Regions from separate parts of the Homo sapiens genome. Here region 1 is linked to region 2. A link is a contact called in ENCODE Hi-C or POLR2A ChIA-PET data. All regions are on one chromosome and are shown on one strand. The core of a region is the stretch at or near the end of the contact, and the rest is flanking DNA. Distances in the headings are between cores, read along the strand shown. Region 1 has its middle 19 kb from the start of ASCC2. Region 2 overlaps MTMR3 (myotubularin related protein 3).

Region 1 (6,411 bases), core at 2,983-5,482, 140 kb after region 2:
TTACCAAAGTCAGGAAATTAATTGGCAATTAACAAGACTACAGACTTACTCAGATTACACTAGTTTAGGAAGCATAATATATGTTTACAATTTTATTTTACACATAAAGTACACAAATCTTAAGTGTACAGCCTGACATAGTTTTATATATGTAAACACTCATGTAACCAACATCTCTATCAAGATATAGAATGTTATCAGCCCCCAATGTTACCAACTCCCTCGTGTTCCCTATAATCAATAACTGCCTTCCCACATAACCACTTTTTTTTTTTTGAGACAGGGTCTCACTCTGTCACCCAGACTGAAGTGCAGTGGTGTGATCACAGCTCACTGCAGCCTTGACCTCCTGGGTTTAAGTGAACCTCCCACCTCAGCCTCCCAAGTAGCTGGGACTACAGGCATGTGCCACCATGCCCAGCTAATTTTTTTGTACTTTTTATAGAGATGGGGGGGTCTCATCATGTCGCCTAGGCTGGCCTCGAACTCTCAGACTCAAGCTATCTGCCTGCCTCGGCCTCCCAAAGTGCTGGGATTATAGGCATGAGCCACCTCGCCTGGCCCACTATTCTTTTATTGCTGTAGATTAGTTTGTCTTATTTTGAACTTTATATAAATGGAACCGTACAGTATATTCTCTTTTATTTTTGATATATATATATATCTGTGTCTGTGTGTGTGTGTATATGTATATATATGCATATATATCTTTTTATCGCTCTATCGCCCAGGCTGGAGTGCAATGACTCAATCATAGCTCATTGCAACCTCAAACTTCTGGGTTCAGGTGATCCTCCTGCCTCAGCCTCCTGGGTAGCTGGGACTACAGGCATGTGCCACTTTGTCTAGCTAATTAAAATATTTTTTAGGCCGGGCACGTTGGCTCATGCCTGTAATCCCAACACTTTGGGAAGCTGAGGTGGGCGGATCACGAGGTCAAGAGATTGAGACCATCCTAGCCAACATGGTGAAACCCCGTCTCTACTAAAAATAAAAAAAACTCTCCCTCTCCCTCTCCCTCTCCCTCTCCCTCCCTCTCCCTCTCTTTCCACGGTCTCCCTCTCCCTCTCCCTCTCTTTCCACGGTCTCCCTCTCATGCCGAGCCTTCTCCCTCTCCCTCTCCCTCTCCCTCCCTCTCCCTCTCTTTCCATGGTCTCCCTCTCCCTCTCCCTCTCCCTCTCCCTCTCTTTCCACGGTCTCCCTCTCATGCCGAGCCGAAGCTGGACTGTGCTGCTGCCATCTCGGCTCACTGCAACCTCCCTGCCTGATTCTCCTGCCTCAGCCTGCCGAGTGCCTGCAATTGCAGGCGCGCGCCGCCACGCCTGACGGGTTTTCGTATTTTTTTGGTGGAGAGGGGGTTTCGCTGTGTTGGCCGGGCTGGTCTCCAGCTCCTAACCGCGAGTGATCCGCCAGCCTCGGCCTCCCGAGGTGCCGGGATTGCAGACGGAGTCTCGTTCACTCAGTGCTCAATGGTGCCCAGGCTGGAGTGCAGTGGCGTGATCTTGGCTACAACCTCCACCTCCCAGCCGCCTGCCTTGGCTCCCCAAAGTGCCGAGATTGCAGCCTCTGCCCGGCCGCTACCCCGTCTGGGAAGTGAGGAGCGTCTCTGCCTGGCCGCCCATCGTCTGGGATGTGAGGAGCCCCTCTGCCTGGCTGCCCAGTCTGGAAAGTGAGGAGCGTCTCTGCCCGGCCGCCATCCCACCTAGGAAGTGAGGAGCGCCTCTTCCCGGCCACCATCCCATCTAGGAAGTGAGGAGCGTCTCTGCCCGGCCGCCCATCGTCTGAGATGTGGGGAGCGCCTCTGCCCCACCGCCCCGTCTGGGAGGTGAGGAGCGTCTCTGCCCGGCCGCCCCGTCTGAGAAGTGAGGAGACCCTCCGCCTGGCAACCGCCCCATCTGAGAAGTGAGGAGCCCCTCCGCCCGGCTGCCATCCCGTCTGGGAAGTGAGGAGCGTCTCCGCCCGGCAGCCACCCCATCCGGAAGGGAGGTGGGGGTCAGCCCCCGCCAGGCCAGCCGCCCCGTCCGGGAGGGAGGTGGGGGGTCAGCCCCCGACCCGGCCAGCCACCCCTTCCGGGAGGTGAGGGGCGCCTCTGCCCGGCCGCCCCTACTGGGAAGTGAGGAGCCCCTCTGCCCGGCCAGCCACCCCGTCCGGGAGGGAGGTGGGGGAGTCAGCCCCCCGCCCGGCCAGCCGCCCCGTCCGGGAGGGAGGTGGGGAAGTCAGCCCCCCGCCCGGCCAGCCGCCCCGTCCGGGAGGGAGGTGGGGGAGTCAGCCCCCCGCCCGGCCAGCCGCCCTGTCCGGGAGATGAGGGGCGCCTCTGCCCGGCCGCCCCTACTGGGAAGTGAGGAGCCCCTCTGCCCGGCCACCACCCCGTCTGGGAGGTGTACCCAACAGCTCATTGAGAACGGGCCATGATGACAATGGCGGTTTTGTGGAATAGAAAGGGGGGAAAGGTGGGGAAAAGATTGAGAAATCGGATGGTTGCCGTGTCTGTGTAGAAAGAAGTAGACATGGGAGACTTTTCATTTTGTTCTGTACTAAGAAAAATTCTTCTGCCTTGGGGAAAAAAAATAAAAATAAAAATAAAAATAAAAATAAAAATATTAGCTGGGCGTGGTGGCGTGCGCCTGTAGTCCCAGCTACTCGGGAGGCTGAGGCAGGAGAATCACTTGAACCCAGGAGGCGGAGGTTGCAGTGAGCTGAGATCGCGCCACTGCACTCCAGCTTGGGCAACAGAGCGAGACTGTCTCAAAAAAAAAAAGTAAGAGGGTAGAAAGAACATATGCTGCCACTTGGGAAAATATATGGCTGGAGGAAAATAAACAATGCTTATATTGTTAGATTGTTGCATATTTATTTTCTTTCCATTTTTAATAATACAGTCTTTTTAAATTTGTGGTTATGTGAGTCTAAAATATTTGTGTATGTAAGTATATATTTGATGTATTAACATAATAATATTAACATACCATATTAACATACCGTAACACATGAACTAATTATTTTTCCATTTTTTATTTTTTTAGAGATGGGGTCTCACTATGTTGCCCAGGCTGGAGTGCAATTGCTGTTCACAGGTGTGATCATAGTACACTGCAGCCTCAAACTCCTGGCCTCAAGATGTCCTCCCATCTTGGTCTACCAAGCAGCTGGAATTATAGACGTGGCTTTCACTTTTATATATAATATAAAACCTGAGATTTCATTAACTCCCAATGTACCCTCAATTCAAATTATTAGACACTTTGAAGCCAGCTAATATTTATTCAACAAATACTGAGCACCTTCTCTGTGCCAGACACAAGCCTTGGCCCTGAGGACATGATTGGTGAACTAGACATAGTACTTGAATGTCTAGGAATTTATCACCTGCTGCGAGGGACAAACACATCAATAGACGAGTACAAGGCAATGTGCTAAGGTTTATTTTAGGCAACTTGGGAACTTACAGGAGGAACCTTACTCAGTTTGAGAAAGTCAGAAGGGCTTCCTAGAGGACATGGCACTCAGCTGAGACCTGAAAGATGATTCTAAGTATACCAGGTACAAGGGGAACAGGAGTAGGAAGAACATCTCCTGCAGTGGGACCAGCTGGGATACAGGCATGGGAGCTAGAGGGGTGAGATGGTCATGGAGTCACAGTTGACTCAACGGTGGGTGTTTATGGGACAAGATAAGATACAGTTGAAGAGGTTTAAATGCCCCACACAGTTCCTTGAACTGCCATGGAGAACCATTACAAAATATCAATCTGGGGCTCGTCAGTAACCATTCTATTTTGTTCCAAATTGCCCAGATATGCCTAACCATAAACTGAGATATTGACAAATATGTATAAACTGGGCTGTTTTCATGCCCTGCTGGCACTGCTGATTTTCTGTTACGGAGCTAAAGGATTGTCAAAGGCAAAAAGTATTGGGCCTGCGGGTCTCATTGGCAATCCACAAGGAGCAAGCTTTCAGCCCGGGGAAGTGGCCAAGGGCCCTATTAGGAGGAGGACACAGTAGGTGGCTGGGCAGGGGCCAGAGGGATGAGAAAATGAGGCACTCATCCAAACAGCGTCAGGGATTATCAGTGGGCATTGGCAGAGGGCACAGAGCCCAGGGGAGCAGAGACGTATTATGACATGTCTGTCTATAGTCAGTAGGGAAACAGCAAGGCCACTAGAGACAAGGAGACAGCCCATTCTCCAGCTTCCTCTTACTATCTCTGCAAAAGCTGCTTTGTGCCTTGTCACTGGCAAGCCACCCCAATGAAACACTCGATGACCGAGTGGCGTTGAGAACACACCAGTAGTAGCCTGATACATTGGTCAGAACCACAGGAGCTCAGCTAGAGGCATAGCCGCCTTCTCTCTTTGGCTGGTGACATGTTGATAAAGTTCTCAAGTCCTGCAGTCAGCCCCTGACAGCTTCTCTGGGCAACGGTTCATGTTGGGACGCTTCTGCCACCCTCCTGCCCACCCCAGGCACAGCAGCTGGCGGGCTGCTGCCTCCTGCCAGGAAAGGTCTGGACCTCGCTGGAAATTCAGAAGCTTGACTTTCAGTCCCTTAGTGCAGCATCCTCTGAGCACAGCCCCTGATCAGCAGGCAGGAGGCCAATTTAAAAACACAAAACATACTTATTTCTCACATGTCTAAAAAGTGTATAGACAAATCTAAATCTCAGACCAGGTAAAATCTTTGACTTATCCTAGATTCCCCTAAAAGTAGAGTCTGAGTCCGGGCAGGATGGCTCACGCCTATAATCCCAGCACTTTGGGAGGCTGAGGCAGGCAGATCACCTGAGGTCAGGAGTTCAAGACCAGCCTGGCCAACATGGCGAAACCCTGTCTCTACTAAAAATACAAAAATTAGCCGAGTGTGGTGGCACATGCCTATAGTCCCGGCTACTCAGGAGGCTGAGGCAGGAGAATCACTTGAACCCGGGAGGCGGAGATTGCAGTGAGCCAAGATCACATGACTCCACTCCAGCCTGGGCAACAGAGCAACTCAGTCTTAAAAAAAAAAAAAGAAAAAAAATTGTCTTGGTGCAGTGGATCACGCCTGTAATCCCAGCACTTTGGGAGACCGAGGCGGGCAGATCATGAGGTCAAGAGATCGAGACCATCCTGGCCAACATGGTGAAACCTTGTCTCTACTAAAAATACAAAAATTAGCTGGGCGCTGTGGTGCGCACTTGTAGTCCCAGCTACTTGGGAGGCTGAGGCAGAAGAATCACTTGAACCTGGGAGGCAGAGGTTGCAGTGAGCTGCGACTGCGCCACTGCACTCTAGCCTGGTGACAGAGCGAGAGTCTACCTCAGAAAACAATACAAAAAACAAACAAACAAAATCAGTCTCAGTATTCTGTTATAGCAACACAAAATGGACTAAGACATGTGTTCAGCATCCCTCCCTCCATTTCTGGGAACAGCATCTCTATTTTGGGATTGGGAAACCACTCTCTCACTTCCAGTTCCTGTGATTGGGTGAGGCTAACCTCTCCTCGTTCCCAAGACACCAACTCCAAGGGTTGCTCAAGTCCCAGGTCCAGCCGATCAACACAGCCTGTTCCTCCCTGCCAGCTACAATGATGAGTTCAGGACCAGTCCCTAGATCATAGGTGCTTAGATCTTCATTTCAGTACTCACACAGCCATGTATTTTGGGAATGCGATTCCATCCCATGGGTAGGACCTGAGAGGCTTAAACTAACCAGTTTAAGTACATCCATTCCACTGAATGAAGACACTAATTTTGGAGTGAGCATGTGACCAAAGTGGCCCAGCCAGCCTGACTCTCAAGACTGCCTTGGAATGCTGGAACACGTGTGTTCTTTCTGTGCTCATGGGAAGAAGGAAACCCATGGTGCCAGCTGCTGCTGGAGGGCATCTTAAGACCCCAAGGTGAACCAGTCTCAGTAGAACACCTCACTATATATGGCAGAGCACAAAGACAAAACCAGTGCCTGAGGACACAGGTGAGTTGTTGCATCAGCCAAACTCGAAGCTCGACTTACTTCTGGATCTCCAGTTATGTGAATCAATCGTTCCCCTTCACTGTTTAAGTCCATTTATGGTGGATATTTTGCTACCTGCAAGCTGAATGCAAACCTAACCAAGCCTGAACTTAAACCTAAAAGAGAACCATTAGTTCATGTAATAGAAAGGTCCCAGGCTGGATGCGGTGGCTCATGCCTGTAATCCCAGCACTTTGGGAGGCCGAGGCAGGTGGATCACCTGAGGTAAGAGTTGGAGACCAGCCTGGCCAACATGGTGAAAGCCCGTCTCTACTAAGAATACAAAAATTAGCCCGGCATGGTGGCACATGCCTGTAATCCCAGCTACTTGGGAGGCTGGGGTAGGAGAATTGCTTGAATCCAGGAGGTGGGGGCTGAAGTGAGCCAAGATCGTGCCACTGCACTCCAGCCTGGGT
Region 2 (6,147 bases), core at 1,949-4,448:
ATCAAGAGTTATGTTATCTCATCTAACCCTTACAATCATCTCTGAGAACAGTATCACTGAGCTCATTTTACAAAGGACAAAATTAAAACAGGTTATTATGGCAGGCCTGTCTGGCCCCAGAAGCCATGCTCTTGTCCTACACTGGCTACTTGCCTACTTCCACACTCAGACTGACAGTACACTTAATAAGAAATAAAATCAATAACAAGATCACCACGAGTAGCAATACAGAACTATAATTCCTCATCCAAAACCCTTTGGTCCAAATTTTAGAACTTGAGAGTTTTCCAAACTTTCGTTAAGGTAAGACAGCGAATATAATATTAGGCTCACATGCTTAACAAGATCTCCTTAAACAAATATTAATATTTCTTTCGTGAAAGGTATAGATCATTCATACCAGGTGGGATAAATAAAGCAACAAATAGCCTCATGTCAGCTCAGATCAGGTCCAGCCAAGACACCAAATAGGGTATGAAAAACATTCTGGTTTCCAGAGCCTTTTAGATGATGGCAGGTTAACAGGTCATGGAATCATAACTGCCAGCCAGGAATCTCAGGAAACACCATACTACTAAGTGCTGATTATTTGCAAGAACAGCCACCCAAGCTGGTATAATCTGGCTATATTTGCCCTAATGAATCTGGCTTTATCTTCCTTAAAAAAGCAAAACAGAGGTAGAAACGAAGCTAACATAAATTCAGTAAATCTAAAATAACTTTCTTCCTTGAAAACATACACAGTCCTAGGGCAGCATGTTATTTTAAAAAATATTAAGCAGAACCTCTAATATATAGTGGTACAGGTTGTAAAATAAGTGCTAGCAGGGCTGGAAGAAACCACAACAACAAAAGCACAAAACAGATTTCACTTTAGTGTTCAGAGTATAAAGCTTTGTTCTCCCTGGGAGAGGAGCTACAGAATAGGAAACAGCAATTACTTGGATGGAAGACAATTCTGTTAAACTACTTCCCATTTAAACTGCTTTTCTTGAGCTCAAGCTAGGTATTATACATTTCCTGAAGGAGAGCTATAAAAAGATGAGGTTGAGAGAATATGAGGTGCAAGAAGAAATAAAAACTAAATCCATCCCATTTTGGAAAAGTTTTAGAAGCAATGTAGCAGGCTTCCAAACAGGAAAAAACTATCTGAATTGGGGTGCCATCTGTCTACAAATTGCAAGGAATATTGACCATCAAGAATACTAGGCCAGACGCGGTGCCTCACACCTGTAATCCCAGCACTTTGGGAGGCTGATGCAGGCAGATTGCTTGAGCCCAGGAGTTCAAGACCAGCCTGGGCAACATCTGGTCAACCCCATGGGCAACCCCATCTCCACAAAAATGCAAAAATTAAGTTGTGGTGGTCCATGCCTATAGTCCCAGCTACTTGAGAGGCTGAGGTGGGAGGATCACCTGAACCTAGGGAAGTTGAGGCTGCAGTGAGCCATCATCACACCATTGCACTCCAGCCTGGGCAACAGAGTGAGACCCTGTCTCAAAAAAAGGGGAAAAAAACAAAACAAAACGAACAAAAAAAACAGACAAGGAGTCTTTAATTCATAATCCCAATCTAAAAGCTGCAAAACTGTGGCAAATTCCAAGTTCATTAAGAGATTTTTTCCCCCGACTCTGGGATATAGCTCCAAGTCTTTGCAAAAGCTGTAAGTATTTCATTAATGATTTATTTTTTTTGTGCTTTTCTTGAACTGTACATTAATGATCTTTTACATTAACACCTCTATCTCAGGATAAAACACATAGATACCCTTAAAGGATCTTGTGATTTAAAAATAACCACTGGCAAAATAATAACAGTAACAATCACTATCACTAGCAATTTACTTCATAGAACCATTTCCCCAAAGAAGGACTTAGAACCACCATCCAGAGCACAACATTCTGAGCTATACGCAGAAATATATACTGACTAGCAGGTATAGAAAATCTGTTATTTCGAGTTCTTTGGGAATGGGAATGAGTTTTAATTATTTTTATATCCTCTAAGGCAGTGACTTCATAAACTCTGAAACTGACCATCACAACCCACAATAAGAATTATGTTTTACAACACAATACAACAAACATGTTTTAATTTATTCAGTTTTTGAGAGACCGGGTTTTCCCTCTGTTGCCTAAGCTGGATTTGAACTCCTAAACTCAAACAATCTTCCCACCTCAGCCTCTTGAATAGCTAGGACTATAGGTAGACACTGTGCCCAGCTAATACAACATACATTATTTTTTTGAAAGCATTTCACAAAACAATACCCACTCTTAATATGTGTGTGACACAATTTGATATTTTCTATTCCATTTCTTTAAAATTAGATTTCATGACCCACTACTGGATCATAACCTATTTGAAAACCACATCATTACATACATCAGGAATTCAACCAGCTTTTGCAAATTGTGTGAGATGTTCACTCACGTTTACTTAGCCAGAAAAATAAACACAAACAGATCTATTGCTGGATTCCCCTTAAAAATCTCCATCTCAGAATTCTCAGGTCTCAATCAATTCAACATTAAATACATTGTGATATCCCAACTTTCTTTAAATACTGGGGCTATAAGGTTTTTGTTTGGCTTTATATTTCCATTTCAACCCTTCCTATCTGCCTTTGTCCCTTTTCAGCATTTAGTGTTTCTTATAATAAAAATAATACAGTCCAGCAATTTTCACTTTAGTGGAAATGAAAACTTTCTTTTTAAAAGCAATGAAGTTCCCTAACTCCCTCTATCACAAACACAGTGTCAATCAGCAATCTAAAAAATTTTCCCCCAAAAGTCTAGCTCCCTGGCTGATCCTGAGTAGTCAAGCCCACAATTACACACAGCTTAAAAGGCCTGGGACAGAAGGGACAGGCCTTTACCTGGCAGGTGAGGAAGCAGACCAATACCAGAGTCAGAGAAGGTAAGAACTACCTCTTAGCAGATTTTCAAATACGGAGAAAGGAATTATGCTTTTCTATGTACAAAGGTCACAGTAAATCCTCTAGATGCAACTTCCTGGACTGCATTCAAACCCGGAAGACAGATAAATAGGCAGCTTCACAGCAGTGTTAAGACCCAGAGTCATATGCTAGTCGTGGATAAACAAGATGGGCTTAAGGGACATTTCACATGAGAGAGGTTAGAGAGGTAGGCCTGATGCTACTAAACTGGCAGCTAAGCTGCCCAGTCATCTGTCAGGCCTCCAGATTAACACTCTAGTACAGAGCCATCACCAACAAGTCAATTGCAATGAGGAGCAGGAAGTTAAGGACATGGGAGAGAAGCTTTTAGCTTTCAGTCCACTTTTTTAGAGTTTGAGGGGCTAAGAGAAGGGTCAAGAATTTGGCAAAGGCTTCTGCAGGTTTCACAGGTAAACTCCAACAGCAATGTTGAAACTTCTTCCAAAGCTGATTAAGCCTTAGAGCTGTGACCACAGTACAGCCGGCTTAACTATGACCGGTTCAACAGCCAGAAACTAAGATTTATATGAATACTAAGACAATTATGTAATTTTCTCATTTCTCTCCTCTCTGATACATTCTACTTCTAGCAGGCTAGGTAGAGAAGACTCCATAAAAGGCTTTATTAACTGCTATAAGATTAAACTAACTTCCACCCCTCAGAGTCTACACTTGTGATATCATGTACTGGGGCAGATTATAAAAAGGCATGACTTTGAAATATCCCAAGTGTTGTCTCATCCTAAAGATGACTTATAAGTATGTGGTTGTCTGGTATGCTAATATTTGATGAGTAATGCTATATACACCGCCACTGCTCAACAACATGAGGTAATGACAAAAGAAACAGGTTGACTGGATGTCCTCGAGGTGTTTTTTTTTTTTTTTTTTTGGTTTGTTTTTAATTAAAACCAAGTTTTTCCTTTGTACTCCACAGCGAATATACATAAAAGGCAAAAGCCATACATACACATACATTCAACCAAGTCACTGAAATACAAGATTCCATGCTGAGTGGTGGCAGGTTAACATCAATGTGGACTGTGTATACTGGGAAGAAACAAAATGCAACCCTTACTCATAATCTCTAGCCAAACAGTTATGATTGCATTACCTTGTAGTTGCATAATTTCCAAAGTGTTTTCATAAGCATGGCACATAGGGGGCACTTAAACATTTACTGAATTGAACTCTGCAGCATTAACAGATTTGATCTTCAGGATACCTGGATCAGCCTGGGCAGGAAGAGCATGAATGTCCCACTTTAAAGCACAAAGGAAACTAAAGCACAGAGAGCATAAATTCTTTGCCCAGTGTTCTTTTTTTCAACTAAATCGTAGAATACGCATTTAAATTCAGGTTTCCTAATTCCTAAGTCAGTACTTTACCCCTCACATGCCCTTGCATCACAAACCTACGAAAAGACAGAGAACACTGTAGATATCTTTATGTCCTGATGGCCAAAGAATACCAGATATCATCAGGAAGGGGAAGGGTCTGGGGACCAAAGTCATCCCACCTCAGGGCAGAGCCACCCATAATTAAAAGACTAGACTGAGGTACCTCTCAGGAATATCCTAAGAGTTTGCTGAAATCTAAAAGAAACTCAAATTATCAAGGGACTAAAAAAGCTCTCCTAAAAAGATAAGGACTTTTCAGTCTGTGGTTGTGAGAGAACAGGATAGGAGAAAGCAAATCTTGCTGAGTAAATGCTGGCAACCCAAAATTAGGGAATACCTCTTGGAGTCAGGGGTCTTGGAGTCAGGGGTCTTAAACAAATTAAAGTTCTTATATAACATAATGCAGTAGGATGCACTCATTAAGTTCATTATCCTAGGAGATGGTAGAAACTAAAAATTTAATAAAGAAGATGCAATGGTTAAAAACTCAGAAACTGTACATGTAAGATTTGTACACATCACTGTTTGTAAACTTTCTCTTTAAGAAAAACCCCCAAATTTGAAAAGAGCCATAAAAAATGAAAAAATGTATTTAAAATGTGATGGCATTTCAATAAAGAAAAAAAATAGATGTAACAATCGGAGTGAAGTGAGAGACAGTTTAAGCACATTCTCATAAACTTCCAAGGTTGGTGTGGTCTCTCGTAGGTGACAGGATTCTGCTAGCCTGGACACGCCTGTGAGAAGCTGGGATTCTGAGGCTTTCCCTGAGGCTCCAAGAGGGCAGGTGCTTTTGTTTTTCAAACTCTGTATCCACAGCATCCACCATGGTCAGGTCTGAATAACTGAGAACTGGTTTTAAGTCCTAGTTCTGTCGTCAGTGACTAGCACTGGGACTTGACAACAGGCTTTTTACCTCTGAGCCTCCATTTCTTTGGCTCCCAAAACAGACACCAACCTATCTTGCCTGTTTGACAAGGTCATGAGGATCAAACAAAAGTATTTATCAAAGCATTGTTAAACATAAGATAATGCTAATGCTACAAGCATTTTAATAGAACAAGAATGTGAACCAAAAGCTTCAATTAGTCATGGGGCCAGAGAACAAAGTAACAAAAGCATAGCAAGATTAGCCTCAAATGTTTAAAATGACCCAGGGCAGACTTATAAGATTGAAGATTCAGGATTAAAATTTCAGGTTTCTAGAAAAAAGTCCCAAGAGTAAACTTTACTTGAAGGAGGCTTACAACTTTTCACTGCACAGAAATTTAAGACTTCACTTTGAAACCTGACACACTAAAAGTCAGTGTTGGACCAGCAAAGTTTTATGACCACATAAAGTTTACAAGAAACTACATGCAGAGAAATAACATGGTCAAAGCCATTTCTGACGGAGAATGACAGTGAGGGGGACAAAGACTATAGAGGAGTCAGGAAGCCTGGGTTCCAGAACAGGCTCAGCATCTCTTTTTGGTTTTTTTGGGGGGGAGGGGGTCACATGTTAAAACCTATAATCTAGGCCAGGAGCTGTGGCTCACGCCTATAAATCCAAGCACTCCGGGTGGCCAAGGCGGGCGTATCACCTGAGACCAGCCTGACCAACATGGAGAAACCCCGTCTCTACTAAAAATAAAAAATTAGCCGGGCATGGTGGCGCATGCCTGTAATCCCAGCTACACAGGAGGCTGAGGCAGGGGAATTGCTTGAACCCAAGAGGCGGAGGTTGCAGTGGTCCGAGATTGAGCCATTGCACTCCAGCCTGGGCAACAAGAGCGAAACTCCGTCTC

The links. A loop is a pair of places that touch in the nucleus more often than their neighbours do. ChIA-PET counts read pairs that join two places held with the same protein, here RNA polymerase II (POLR2A). Pooled maps may share reads with other maps.
Region 1: a loop to region 2 is called in a map of gastrocnemius medialis, with 4 times the contacts of the local background. The contact joins two enhancer-like sites. A Hi-C loop is called at or near these places in 9 of 168 maps with a recorded cell type or tissue (IMR-90, PC-3, gastrocnemius medialis and 4 more) and 11 of 50 pooled maps. POLR2A ChIA-PET finds 5 or more read pairs at or near these places in 1 of 52 experiments (Caco-2).

Annotation. Positions count from the first base shown.
Region 1 is chr22:29,853,737-29,860,147 of GRCh38, reverse strand. No RefSeq gene overlaps it. Among named protein-coding and RNA genes, the nearest start is that of ASCC2, 19 kb to the right of the region's middle. Within about 2 kb of position 4,232, at least 8 of the 41 ENCODE cell types and tissues checked have a DNase peak (open chromatin) inside an H3K27ac peak, as active enhancers do.
Region 2 is chr22:29,992,098-29,998,244 of GRCh38, reverse strand. All of the region lies in intron 7 of MTMR3 (myotubularin related protein 3), which reads right to left. Among named protein-coding and RNA genes, the nearest start is that of MIR6818, 12 kb to the left of the region's middle. Within about 2 kb of position 3,198, at least 6 of the 41 ENCODE cell types and tissues checked have a DNase peak (open chromatin) inside an H3K27ac peak, as active enhancers do.